Linked DNA regions of Homo sapiens: region 2 is linked to region 1. A link is a contact called in ENCODE Hi-C or POLR2A ChIA-PET data. All regions are on one chromosome and are shown on one strand. Each heading gives the region's core, a stretch centred on a gene start or an enhancer-like site at or near the end of the contact. The rest is flanking DNA. Distances are from core to core; before and after follow the strand shown. Region 1 has its middle 81 kb from the start of PPM1B-DT. Region 2 overlaps PREPL (prolyl endopeptidase like).

Region 1 (6,667 bases), core at 1,416-3,915:
ATAACCATGGGCTGCCTTCAACAAGAATCCTGTCAGGTCAGTTTAGCCAGAATTTCCCCTAACCCACTCGGATGCCTTTCTCTCTCCCTCCCTCCCTCCCTCCCTCCCTTCCTTCCTTCCTCTCTCTCTTTTCTTTCTTTCCTTCTTTCTCTCTCTCCTTTCTTTCTTTCCTTATTTCTCTCTCTCTTTCTTTTCTTTTCCTTTTTTTTGGTCTTTCTTTCCTCCCTTCTTCCTTCCTTTCTTCCTTTCCTTCCTTTCTTCCTCCCTTCCTTCCCTTCCTTTCTATTCTCAGGGTCTCACTCTGTTGCCCAGTCAGGAGTGCAGTGACGCGATTGTAGTTTACTGTAACCTTGAACTTCTGGGCTCAAGCGATCATCCCACCTCAGCCACCTGAGCAGCTGGGACTACAGGCGTGCACCACCATGCCCAGCTAATTTTTTTAGTTTATGTAGAGATGAAGTCTTGCTACCTTGCCCAGGCCAGTCTTGAACTCCTGGCGTCAAGCCTCCCACCTCAGGCTCTCAAAGTGCTGGGATTACAGGTGATAGCCACTGTGTCCAGCTTATGTTTTCTCTTAGTAATTTTCCATCCACTGCCCCCCCAACCACAACCCTGCTTCTTAGCTTAAATTCCCAGTGGCCCTTGCTGTCAGAGTTGAGCTCAATCTCACTTGCACTGGAAAATCCCATTTCAGTAGTCCCTACACCTATGACAATGGTCCTGAATAAAGTCTTCCTTACTGTGCTTTAACCAGTATCATTAAATAATTTTTTTTTGTTAACAGGGCCTGAGGGCAAGTCTGTTTGGGGGTTTCTGGGAAAGGTTTTCCTCCTTTGTAAAAAGTTGCGAGGAAAAAAAATTTAACTTTCTTTGGCTAGATGGAGTCATGTCTATACGATACCTGGGACTGAGGCAGCTACTTTGTGGCCATAAGGTAACAAACCTAAGGACAAGTCCAATAGGCTAAGGATAGTGAAGATAAAAGGATCCTTCATGACAATATTGACCACCCCAAACTACTCTGGAAGCACCTGTCTTTTGCTTTTTGTTATATGAGATAATAAATATCCTTATGTTTAAGTCACTTCTAGTTGGGTCTTCTGTTATATGTAGCTAAAAAACCTTCTCACCAATACAGCCCTTAAATAGTTGGCTGGGCGCAGTGGCTCACGCCTGTAATCCCAGCAATTTAGGAGGCCGAGGCAGGTAGATCACCTGAGGTCAGGAGTTCGAGACCAACCTGGACAATATAGTGAAACCCCATCTCTACTAAAAATACAAAAATTAGGCCAGGCGTGGTGGCTCACGCCTGCAATCCCAGCACTTTGGGAGGCCAAGGTGGACAGATCACTTGAGGTCAGGAGTTTGAGACCAGCCTGGCCAAGATGGCAAAACCCCGTCTCTACCAAACATACAAAAATTAGCCGGACATGCTGGCGGACGCCTGTAATCCCAGCTACTCCGGAGGCTGAGGCAGGAGAATCACTTGAACCCCAGTGGCAGAGGTTGCAGTGAGCAGAGATCCTGCCACTGCACTTCAGCCTGGGTGACAGAGTGAAACTCTGTCTCAAAAAAAAAAAAAAAAAAAAAACCTTTAAATTATGTATGTATGTATTTATTTATTTTAGTAGACACGGGGTCTCAATATGTGGCCCAGGCTAGTCTTCAACTCCTGGGCTCAAGCAATCCTTCCACCTTTGGCTTCCCAAACCCATTATTTTTAGAATGAAGAAGGAATTCTCTTGTGACTCCCAAGGCCCTACTTGACCCCTGGGAAGTGTGCTCTTCTGTTTTCCCCCGCGCTCTAGCACCACTCGCCTTCTTTCACCTCCCTCTCCCCTGCAAGAAAAAACCTTTCATACCCGCGGCTCTCTCTGCCAGGAGAACCCTTCCTCCTCCATTCCCCTACCTGGTTCTCAGCACTTTGAGGTGGTTTGTAACGCAGCAAAACTGATCCAAAAGTAAAATGAGTTTGTGTTTGTTTTCATCAAGTTAAAAACCAACTCATTTTCCTTTTGTGTATCATCTGCAGGGGAAAAGCAATAATGCGCAGTTGACCTTCCCCGACCCCGGGCCCAGCGCATTTCTGGGGCATCTCCCAGCATGCTGCTTGTGTCCTGCAGAAAGCTCCGCAGCCTCCTTCTCGCATTAGCCTGACGGGAAAGTAAATTAGGGCTATTCCACCCCTGCACTCCCTCCCCCGCCCCAGTCCCAGCGAAGCCCGAAGCAAAACCCCAAATCTTGTAGCCCTCTGCGATTAGCCTGGCCATGCCACTGCTTCTCCCTCCAGGACTGGAAATCTGGGAACTGCTTTCATTAAGGGTGCCCAGCCTTGAGGATTGTGTCCCCGCCCAGTTTTAGCTAGAAGTTATTCTGGCAAGAGTTCACGGTGTCTGACTCCTTTTATAAAAAGAAGGCTCCCAGGAATCAGAAGCCAGACGGGACAGCGCAGTAACGCCCAATGGCCCGGATTACGCAGCCCTCGTTTTCCTCTAGCTGAGGTCACGGAGGAGCTTCTTGCCCCTCTGTGGGTTTCTTCCCTTCCCCGCGCCTTTCCAGCGCCGGCCAGTTCTCCCCCAGTTCCCTTCCAGCCGTCCCAGGTCCGCTTCCCCTGGGCCCGGAGCCGCCGCGCCATTGAGGACACTCTCCTCGAGGTGGCAGTAGAGAGCCGTTCACTGCCCAGTCCGCTGACGTCACCTTGTTTACCCGGCTCCGGGTCATTTTTAGATCTAAGATCACAGGATGTTAATTGGGCCAATGATTTCCCATTCATTTGGGCAAAAGGCCCTCCTACTGGGCGTTCGGACAAGTACGATGTCCTTCTTGATACATATTGCTGCGGGGAGTATTTATTTGCAAACACTTGTAGTTTCATCTTCAGGAGATAAGGGTGCTACCAGTGGCTCCATGCTATGGGCTTTTTAGGGTCACTTGAGTTTTGGAGCCTGAATGAGGGTGGCATTAACTGGGGAGAGAAGAAAGGGTAGATATTACAGTGGTGTTTGGGGAGGCATCCTTAGAGCCAGCAGAGAGCCTCCAGAGGGAATCTGCCTTTTTACTTCACCTTCCCTTCCCCTTGTAAAGTAACCACTGCAGTCAGTCAGCAGGAAAGCCTTTGGACTTTGGAACTTGGAGGGAGAAGGAAAGCAGCTGATTTGGCCTAATTGTGTCCTGATTAGTCGTGGGAAGACACCTTGTAACTTAGGGGCCAAGAGGCCCCTGCTTTGGATGCTCTCACCCAGGAATTGGGTCTGAATGCCTCAGAGCCATAAATCACACGTTTCACACACTGGAACTTTTCATCCCAACAGTAGCAAGCACACACTATTTCTTACGGGTCACTCCTAGCTACCCAGCTGCGGATGAGGAAAGGTGAGGCACACAGCAGCTGAATGACCGAGCTCACTCTCTCATCTCCAGGCCCTGCCTAGTTTTAGCAAAAGTAAAAGCATCAAAAGCACCGGGACGCCTGCTCTTCCAGCGCCAGGTTTGGTGGGTGGGGAATGGAAGGAGCTGGGAGTTTGTCTCCGACTGTTCCAGAGGCAAAATAAGCAAATACAAGCAAAAAGGATCAGCTGTGAGATCCTTTACAAGACAGCAGAAGCGTCTTATGCTAAGGAGAAGAAAGAGAAAAGCTATAATGTTAAAAACAAATGAGCCTTAGAAGTTTTTAAAGTGCCTGCTCCTTCCTCTCTACCTCCCATTCCACCTTTTTACATGCTGCTGCAGCTGCCATATGAATACCAACTCCCAGAAAGGGCAAAAGCGCTCTTCCTAGTTTGCAGTCCACTGGAGTGATCAGGCTAGGCTGAAGAGATAGATGGTTTTCATGCAGGCAAGAAGAGAAGGAAAATTCGATTCAGTTCAATTCAACAACCATTTCTTGAGCTCCTATTCTGCGTCAACTACTCAGACAGGCAATTTAGCTTATGAAAACATGGAAAGATACCATTCCTGCCACTGTGGAACTTTGAGTCTTGATGAGTGTATAGACATGGGGAGCTTTTTGTTCCCTTGGTAAAGCACAGGATGAAAGAAGGATGGAGAGAGACATTACATTGCAATAGAAAGGGAGAATGCCAAGTGAATGGCTTTGAAAAGCATTTCTCCACTCTGCTGTGGCATCTGCTTAAAAGTAGTGTTGAGGACAGAACCTGGAAACAGTGGGAGAGCTGCTTGGCAGAGAACAGGAGTCCCACACTACAGGCACTCGGACCTCTAAGGAGGCTGAGAGAGGCTGAAAGAGAAGAGAGGAAGCCACTTGCTCAGAGATCAAACTGGACATTGAAGGGCAGGGATTTTGGCAAAAGTTAAGAAGCATCACAGAACCATGCAAGGAAAGTACAGGGGTGTGGAGCATCCCCTATAGCTGTCCCAGGTGTACGTTCAGGAAAAGCATTTAGACCCAGCCTGAGTTTCTTGCATCTGTGAATAGGAAGAAATATGTGACCAGGAAGAAATAAGTGCTCCCAGGTCCCCTCGTCACCAATAATATCATCTTTTCAAAGGCCTTTTGTTGAGAACCTGGTGATAATTCAGATCCATCCTAACCACAGGGAGGTAGAGAGGAAGGAGCAGGCACTTTAAAAACAAGGAGAAAGCAGACAATGAAAAGTTTTTATTTTTCATGGTTATATGAAATTTTGAAAATATTTCTGAAGCTCTTAAATTGTTAAATTTAAAACAAATACAGACAACAGCATAAAACAAATATACAGCTTCAAAATGCATAAAGCAAACATTCTAGTAACCTTGTAACCACCCATGAGAAGAGATAGGACCATGTCAACCACCCCAGCAAGAACTTTTTAAACCATAGTAACTGCTGTAGGCTCCAAGACTGGGCGGATTACTTCCAGGATGTTATGAAGCCTCCAAGGAAGGAAAGGGCCTTTCAACTATCAATCAGGCAATATGATCAAGTGCATATAATAGTGTCACATACAAAGTGTAGGACCCTATCCCCACACATTTACCTCAGAGAGGTAAGGAAGGAAGAGGACGAAAGAAGAGAGAAAGGACAGGAAGGAGACAAGGAAGACAAGAAAGGATTCAGTATTCATAGAGTGCCTGCTATATGCTAAGTGCTTCACCTACGTTCTCTGTCCCTTTTAATTTTTAATTTTTTTTTTTTTTTTTTAGTGGGGGACAGAGTCTTGCTCTGTATTCCAGGCTGGAGTGCAATGGCATGATCTTGGCTCACTGCAACCTCCACCTCCGGGGTTCAAGTGAGTCTCCTGCCTCAGCCTACCCAGTAGCTGGGAATACTGGCGCGGGCCACCATGCCTGGCTAATTTTTGTGTTTTCAGTAGAGATGGGATTTCACCACGTTGGCCAAGCTGGTCTCAAACTCCTGACCTCCAGTGATCCACCTGCCTCAGCTTCCCAAAGTGCTGGGATTATAGGCATGAGCCACTGCGCTCGGCCTGTATGTTATCTCTGAAGGAGATACATGAAACATTAATCCTTACTACAGTTCTGAGGTTAGTGTTGTTAGGCCTACTTTACAGATGAGGACACTGATGCACAGAGAGGTTAAGTAACTTGTGCAGAGTCACATGGCAAGAATGGGGCAGAGTCGCTCCAGAGCTCCAGTCTTCCTCCCCACTCTAAATAGTGTTATGTATTAACACTATTAGTTAGTGTTAGTTATGTTAGTTAGTGTTAGTTAGGTTAGTATGCTGGATGCTTCAGTTTGCCTTTCTAAATCGACTCGTGATTCTTTTCTACTCTGCCCTATGCCACTAACGGTATCAATGGGCTTGGTTACTCTTTGGCTTCTAGTTGGGTTTAGCCAGTGGGTATCCTAGGTAGGAGATCAGAGGGAAGAAAAGGTGTGGGAGCCCTGGGGGATCACCTCTGGGCTGGCTGTATCCTTTGACACATGGTCACAGCTCTTCTCAGGTGCTGCTAAACATGCAGGGCATACTCTACAGGTTCTGGTGACTGCACCACTCCTGACCCCTTGAGGCCTAGGGTGGCCAAGTTGCTGTTACTTATTACACTACCCCTGTGGTTTCCCTACATCCTGCCTGCACCTTTGTAAATAGCCCCTTTATTCAACTCTTCTCAAATTACTCAATTTGAGTGTGCCATCTGTTTCCTGCCCAGGTCTGGCCTGATATAAATAGAAAGTCAGGAAAGCAGCAGCCCAGAGGCCTCCCCGCTAAGTGGGCAGCATTCCTCAAGGGTACAGGACCAGTCACAGGTGAATCAAGACACCCTCTCATGTGAAGGGCTTCAGGACGCGCTCTGTCTCTCTCCCTCTCTCTCTCCCTCTCTCTCGCTCTGTGTGTGTGTGTGTGTGTGTGTGTGTGTGTGTGTGTGTGAACACATCTTTGGCTTCCATGTAAGCCTAGACATCCTCCCACTGTTTCAGGTTTCTCAGTGTTATGCCAAGGAGCTCTTGCAGTGTCTGTTCATTGATTCAGAGATTCGTTCATTGATCAGGCCTTCACAGTGTTTCAGGAAATGTGAAGAAAATTCCATCTTTGGGTGACCATTAGATGCATGAGACTAATAGGAATTGGAGAAGGAAGAGGTGGTAAGCCAAGGATAAACACTGCAGATGGTGCCGGAATGGTCTCTAATCTGTCTCAACTAGCAGCTCTGGGGGTTTATGGCAGTTGTCTCTGGGTTTTTATGGTCAACTGCCATCCTCGTTTTA
Region 2 (6,667 bases), core at 1,193-3,692, 240 kb after region 1:
CGAAGAGTTTACATTATTTCTTATGGTCCCTTGCCACTATAGAGACTATGAAAAATAATTACCTCCAATTTTTCCCTGTAAGTGCTCTATGCTTTTTCTCACTTGCTATCTTGAGAGCGCCTCAGTATTACAGTAGTAGACTACTTGTTATCTGGAATAGCCTTTTCTTGACTAAAGGACCTTAGCTAATTTAGTAATTAAGGCATGATAAGTCTATTCCCCTGAGGTATTAAACATGGAGCATGAGCAGAGATGGTGCTGAAGATATTTGGGCATCATAAGTAGAAACATCTCTAAAGCTCCTATTTTTGCTTCAGCTTGGATAAGTTTTTTTTTTATTATCTTCTGTGTAAATTCAGGATAATCTAACACAATTGTCTTTCACTACCTGAGGTTTAATATTTTGATAGGGACAGTAACGTTTTATGTAGTTCTTGTGTTTTTCATCAGATGAAGGATTCCCCCATTCTTCTAATTCTTCTAATGTCAGAGGAAGTGTAGTGTCCATCATGGTGTTGAGAACATCCAAGAAAGGTGCCTAAAAAAAAGGCAAAGAAACTTATACTTCAAGTAAGAGGTTGGTAAGTGAGTTTCAGAAAAACATTCTATTTTATGAATATACATACTAATATGAGAGAAAATAACTCAAGCCATGTAGATTCCTAGGAGCTAGAATACTCAGTCCTTAACCAGGGCCTGTAATTTATAACCTACTTTTAAAGTCTTCAGATTCCTTAAATGACATATAACAAGAAATGGTTTATCTTCTAATTTCACAATATTTATTTTTAGCTTAGTACCTTTTATTCATTTATATTTTTTCTTATATAAAAGCAATAAATGCTACTGTCTCATACCAATTAGGACAGTTAGTTATTATATTAAAACAACAACAACAACAACAAGTATTGGCAGTAATGTGGAGAAACCGGAATCCTGATACACTGGTGGTTGGAATGTAAAATGGGGGAGCTGCTTTGGAAAACAGTATGGTGGTTCATCAAAGAGTTAAGCTTAAGATTACCATATGATCCAGCAATTCCACTCCTGGCATATAATCCCCAAAACTGAAAGCAGGGTCTTAAAGAGATCTGCATACCTATGTTCACAGCAGCATATTCACAACAGCCAAAAGGTGGAAGCAACTCAAGTGTCCATTAACCAAAGAACGAATAAGCAAAATGTGGTATACACATGCAATATTACATGGAATATTATTCAGCCTTAAAAATGAATAAAATTCTGATCCACGCTACAATATGGATGAACCTCAAGGATATAATCTAAGTGAAATAAGCCAGTCACAAAAAATTTTGTATGACTCCACCTATGTGAGGTGTTTGAGTAGTCAAATTCACAGAGACAGAGGCTGTGGGAAGAAGCAAATGGAGAGCTGTTTAATCGGTACAGGGTTTCAGTTTTGTTAAGATGAAAAACGAGTTCTGGAGATTGACTGCATAAGCCTATGAGTGCACTTACCACTACTGAACTATTCACTTAAAAATGGTTGAGATGGTAAATTTTATGGTATTTTACCATAATTAAAAATTTTTAAATGAAAAAAATACACAAGGAATAAAGTCTTTTTGACCAGTTGGACATTTTATATTAAAAGCAAAAAACGCTAAGTAAAGAAACTCTGCAAAATACCCAAGGTGAAAGAAGAGAAAACAACCCATTGGCTTATAATTAGTGTTACAAAATTTAATAAAACGAAGGCTGGGTCGCACATGGTGGCTCATGCCTGTAATCCCAGCACATTGGGAGGCTGAGGTGGGCAAATCACTTGAGCCCAGGAGTTTGAAACTAGCCTGGGTAGCATGGTAAAACCACATCTCTACAAAACAACAACAAACCACAAAAATTAGCAGGGCATGGTGGCACATGCCTGTAGTCCCAGATACTCAGGAGGCTGAGGTGGGAGGATCACCTGAGCCCCAGAGGTCGAGGCTGTAGTGAGCTGTGTTCGTGTGCCATTGCATTCCAGCCTGGGTGAAAGAGCAAAACTCTGACTCAAAAAACAAAACAAAACAAAACAAAAAAACAAAAACCCCACAAAAACAACAAAACAAAAATGAAGGCTGTATTTTTCACTTAGCTTTATTTTCTTCTGTTAACATACTTTTTAGCTTTCCCTCATATTAACATTAACCAAGTATAGTGAGTCATCTGTAATTCTTTTTGGCTGCCTACCATATGAACTTTTTTGCATTTGAAAAACCTCCAACCTTATCAGCTAGAGCCTGCCTCTCACTGTGGAGATACTAAGTGCTAGACTTCTCTTTCCCATTTTTCCCTGCAGCTTGGGAGTAGCTGTGTGACCCATGTGTGACTTGGGTCTATCAACCAGACACATGTGCTTTACACTCTGCATGGAAAGTTAGTGATTCAAAGAAGCAGTGATCACAGATAATTTATTCTGGCAAAAGTGCCACAGCTATATCCAGCTCTAGAAGTTGCACTGGCAGTGTGAGGTGATTTGTGCTTGGCAGTGGCGGCAGTAATAGTTTCATTGGGCCAATTCTATGCCTTTGGCTCTGAAGCCTCTAACACTGGTCTGAAGACACCTACATTTTCCTAATGCCCTTTAATCCCTTTTCTGCTTAAATTAGGGTTGATTTTTGGTGCTTATAAGAAGAATTTGACTTATACATGTATAAAAGGTTGTCTCCTAGTCTTCACTATAATAAGCAACCTAGCATAAATATCCTTCTCATCATTTCCTTTTAAATTTCTAAAAGTCAAAATCTAGTTGCTTTGTCTTTAAACTGTAAATAATTCTGCCATTATCTTTGTGCATAGGCTATTCTCCACATTTTTCTGTTTTTAAAAAATAGACTTACAGGTGACTACTATTTAACACTTATTTACAAGCCCACAGTATAAACTCCCCAACCTCAAAATAAAAAATCCTGAAAATAATTTACTCTCTCCCATCTCAGTCATTATTTTTCAGAGTAACCTAGAAGTAGGAGAATGATAGCAGTGAAACCAACTGCTACAATGTAACTTCGTAATTTCTGACACTGGGAAAAGATAATCATTTTCAGAACAGGGTAAGATATTTCAATTAAAATACGGAAAAACTATGCCCAAACGACCATTAAGAATGGACTATCTAAAAATAAAGAGCCTATAAATCTAGGACTGAAATGTTGATGGGCAGTAGCCTGTCAAGGTGACCAGGAGCCAAAGGACTCAGTGCATTCCAGAGTCACAGCGTGCTTTGCCTGGCTTTCTCAACTGGGACTCATATATGCTTCAGTGCTTTTTCACCAATTCTAAATGTCCTTACAAATACAAATGAGCAATGGAAATAGCCATTAATATCTTTCAGTGGAAAGCCTTAAAGATAATAAAGAACACTGTATCAGAGAAGAATAACGGTTAATAGTTGGATTAAAATAACTTTAGAAGTTCTCCTCAAGCTATAATTCTGAGTTTAAAACTTAAAAGCTTTGTTATACTCCTATGCTATGGTAAAACTGTAACAGAAATGTTTTTCTTTCCTTTTTTTTTTTTTTTTTTGACAATGTCTCACTCTGTTGCCCAGGCTGGAGCACAGTGGTCCACTGCAGCCTCAACCTCTTAAGAGATCCTCTTACCAACAAGCCTGGGTAGGTTTTTTTTTTTTTTTAATTTCTTGCAGAGACAGGGTCTCGCCATGTTGCCCAGGCTGGTCTCGAGCTCCTGGTAAGCAATCTGCCCACCTCAGTTTCCCGAAGTGCTGGGATTACAGGCATGAGCCGCTGTGCCAGCCCAAAAACATTTTTCTTAGAGTAGCCTATGGCTTCACACCTCCCCCATTCTATAAACAGTAGAGACAGAGCGTACTCACCTCCAAAGTCACCGCTCTCACCAGCTCTGGATTAGAATTACACAATGCTCCTGCAAGCACCCCTCCAGCACTGAAAGCAGTCAGGGTTGTTAGACTTGGCTGAGAAAAGCCTTGGCCATGAAGCGTCTTAATGCAAGCCTCTAAATCAGCAAGGCCATTGAGTTTTTTAGTTAGGCGGCCATCAGCGTGCCACTGGAGGCCTAACTCACCACCACCTCTGAAATTGAAGGGCAAAAAAGTTTTAGTGGAAAAAAAAAGTTAATACTGTAGGCTGGGGTCAGCGAACTACACCTGGAGGCCTGTTTTTTGTGTGGCCCTGGAGCTAAGACTGGTTTTTGCTTTTTAAAGGTTGAGTGAAAACAAGGAATGTGCAACAGAAACTGTACGCGGCCTGCAAAGCTTAAAATGTGACTATGTAGCTCTTTAGAGAAAAAGGTTTGCCAACTCCTGATATAGACAATCCAGAATTGATTCAACGAATATATTTTGAGTGCCTGCCCATTTATCAGGGATTAAGTACAGACCTTAAAAGTAGAAACAAACGAAAATCCCCTACCGTGGAGAAGACAGTAATTTTGTGGGGTAAGAAAACAACGACTTACCCAGCAATGTGGTGTCATTGCTACAATACAAGTGTATTTAAGGTATTACAGGAGCAGAGGAAAGAACATCCATCTGCCAGGTGAGGGGTATATACACGAGTCAGGAACACAAATGCTTTTAAGGAGATGATGCCTAAACTGAGTTGTGAAGGAAAAATTTGAGTTTCCAGAGGGCAAAGAAAAGGCATTAAGACACAGATACGACACAGCATGTATAAGGGCAAGGAGGTGACAGAGCATGTCATTTAAAAGACATGACTTTGGGGGCTGGACACAGTGCCTCAAGCCTGTCATCTCAGCATTTTGGTAGGCTGAGGTGAGCAGGTCACTTGAGGTCAGGAGTTTGAGACCAGACTGGCCAACATGGTGAAACCCCCGTCTCTCCTAAAAATAGAAAAAATTAGCCAGGTGTGGTGGTGCGTGCCTATAAGCCCAACTACTCGGGAGGCTGAGGCAAGAGAATTACTTGAACCTGGGAGGCGGAGGTTGCAGTGAGCGGAGATTGCGCCACTGCACTCTAGCCTGGGAGACAGAGTGAGACTCCATCTCAAAAAAATACAAAACAAAATAAAAAAAATAAAAGGACATGATTTTGGAAGGCTGAGGCGGGCGGACTGCTTGAGCTCAGGAGTTCGAGACCAGCCTGGGCAACATTGGAAAACCCTGTCTCTACTAAAATACAAAAAAATCGGGCTGGTACGGTGGCTCATGCCTGTAATCCCAGCACTTTGGGAGGCTGAGGCGGGCGGATCACTTGAGGTCAGGAGTTCGAGACCAGCCTGGCCAACATGGTGAAACCCCATCGCTACAAAAATTTCAAAAATTAGTCAGGAGTTATGGCAGGCACCTGTAATCCCAGCTACTCAGGAGGCTGAGGCAGGAGAATCGCTTGAACCCTGGCCAAGATCATGCCACTGCACACTCCAGCCTGGGCGACAGAGCAAGATTCTATCTCAAAAAAAAAAAAAAAAAAATTCAGACAGTGTGGTGGTGTGCGCCTGTAGTCCCAGCTACTCAGGAGCCTGAAGCATGAGAATCACTTGAACCTGGGAGGCAGAGGTTGCAGTGAGCCGAGATTGTGCCACTGCACTCCAGCCTGGGCGACAAAGCAAAACTGTCTCAAACAAAAAAAAAAAAAAAAAAAAAAAAAGGGTCTGATGCTAAATGCCGCTACAGAGATCCATCAGACCATTAGGAGTATTATACTGGGGAATCTGGACTGTGTTCTAGAGATGGGGAGGTGGAGAAGAATTTTAAGCAGAAATACAAAATAATATTTGTGTCTTGAAAACAGCTGAAATAAAATGGAAGTTAAATGGAAAACAGTTCAGATTCAGAGGCTACTTAAACCTGAATTCAGGAGAACTGAAAGGAAATAATAATATTACTAAATAAGTACAGAGTCTGGTACCTCTATGCAAAAATCCTAAAAACCTATCCTTTTGCTTTTTGGATCAACTAATCTGTTAAAGAATCAAGTTTCACCAGTGCTGGTTTAGGAATACAAAAATTGAATAATAAGAATGAAAAAAATAAGCTTTTGTTCCCTGATATATATTGTTATTCTTGACATCTCTCACAATGGTCTAGCACTTACATGCCAGGTAAAATATACTGACTCACCGAACATGGCAGTATGCTAATATCCATCCATCATCCACCAGGACCCGCCTCTCAGGCCTGAAATTCATTTTCAAATCCATTCCATAAGCTCCATATACATGTACCAAGAGAGGTTTCTTCTGCAAGTCCTCAGAGTCAGTTTTGTGGAAAACAGTCATTGGCACTAATTTTCCATCCTAGAAATGAAGAATTACTATGTATGTAAAGAAGAGTCTTTTATAATAACTGTTTTATCCCAATTTAAAATACATTGAGGTGCACTGTCCCCACTTGTGTGCTACCTACTGATGTTGAGCACAAATTTGTTTAAGAAAAAGAATTATGGTCTCTAAAAATAAATCATGGCTTTTGGTTTCAGCTACCTTGCTGTCCTACAGTATTAACCAGAAAAGAGCAGCAAGACTGGCCTGAAAACATTTTATTAAATGCAGCTTTTCATGACAATAATGTAATTTTAAAGAGTTCTTCACTACCTACTATAATTTTAAATTTTCAGATGAAACCAAAATACTTACCAAGGTTAGAAGTCCTAGTATAGCACTCTTCCTATGCCTAAGAGCTAGATATTGGCATTTTTCACTTTTGAGTATCTACAAATATGCTG

What was found. Hi-C counts contacts between places; a loop is a spot of excess contacts on that map. ChIA-PET counts read pairs that join two places held with the same protein, here RNA polymerase II (POLR2A). Pooled maps may share reads with other maps.
Region 2: a map of heart left ventricle shows a loop between it and region 1 (2.0-fold over the local background). The contact joins two enhancer-like sites. A Hi-C loop is called at or near these places in 1 of 168 maps with a recorded cell type or tissue (heart left ventricle) and 2 of 50 pooled maps. POLR2A ChIA-PET finds 5 or more read pairs at or near these places in 5 of 52 experiments (H1, PC-9, T-cell and 1 more).

What each region holds. Positions count from the first base shown.
Region 1 is chr2:44,084,711-44,091,377 of GRCh38, forward strand. No RefSeq gene overlaps it. Among named protein-coding and RNA genes, the nearest start is that of PPM1B-DT, 81 kb to the right of the region's middle. Within about 2 kb of position 2,666, at least 24 of the 41 ENCODE cell types and tissues checked have a DNase peak (open chromatin) inside an H3K27ac peak, as active enhancers do.
Region 2 is chr2:44,322,874-44,329,540 of GRCh38, forward strand. PREPL (prolyl endopeptidase like) reads right to left here. Exons shown (of 14, transcript NM_001171613.2): 9 at 6,064-6,239; 10 at 3,839-4,055; 11 at 389-538. Among named protein-coding and RNA genes, the nearest start is that of PREPL, 35 kb to the right of the region's middle. Within about 2 kb of position 2,443, at least 4 of the 41 ENCODE cell types and tissues checked have a DNase peak (open chromatin) inside an H3K27ac peak, as active enhancers do.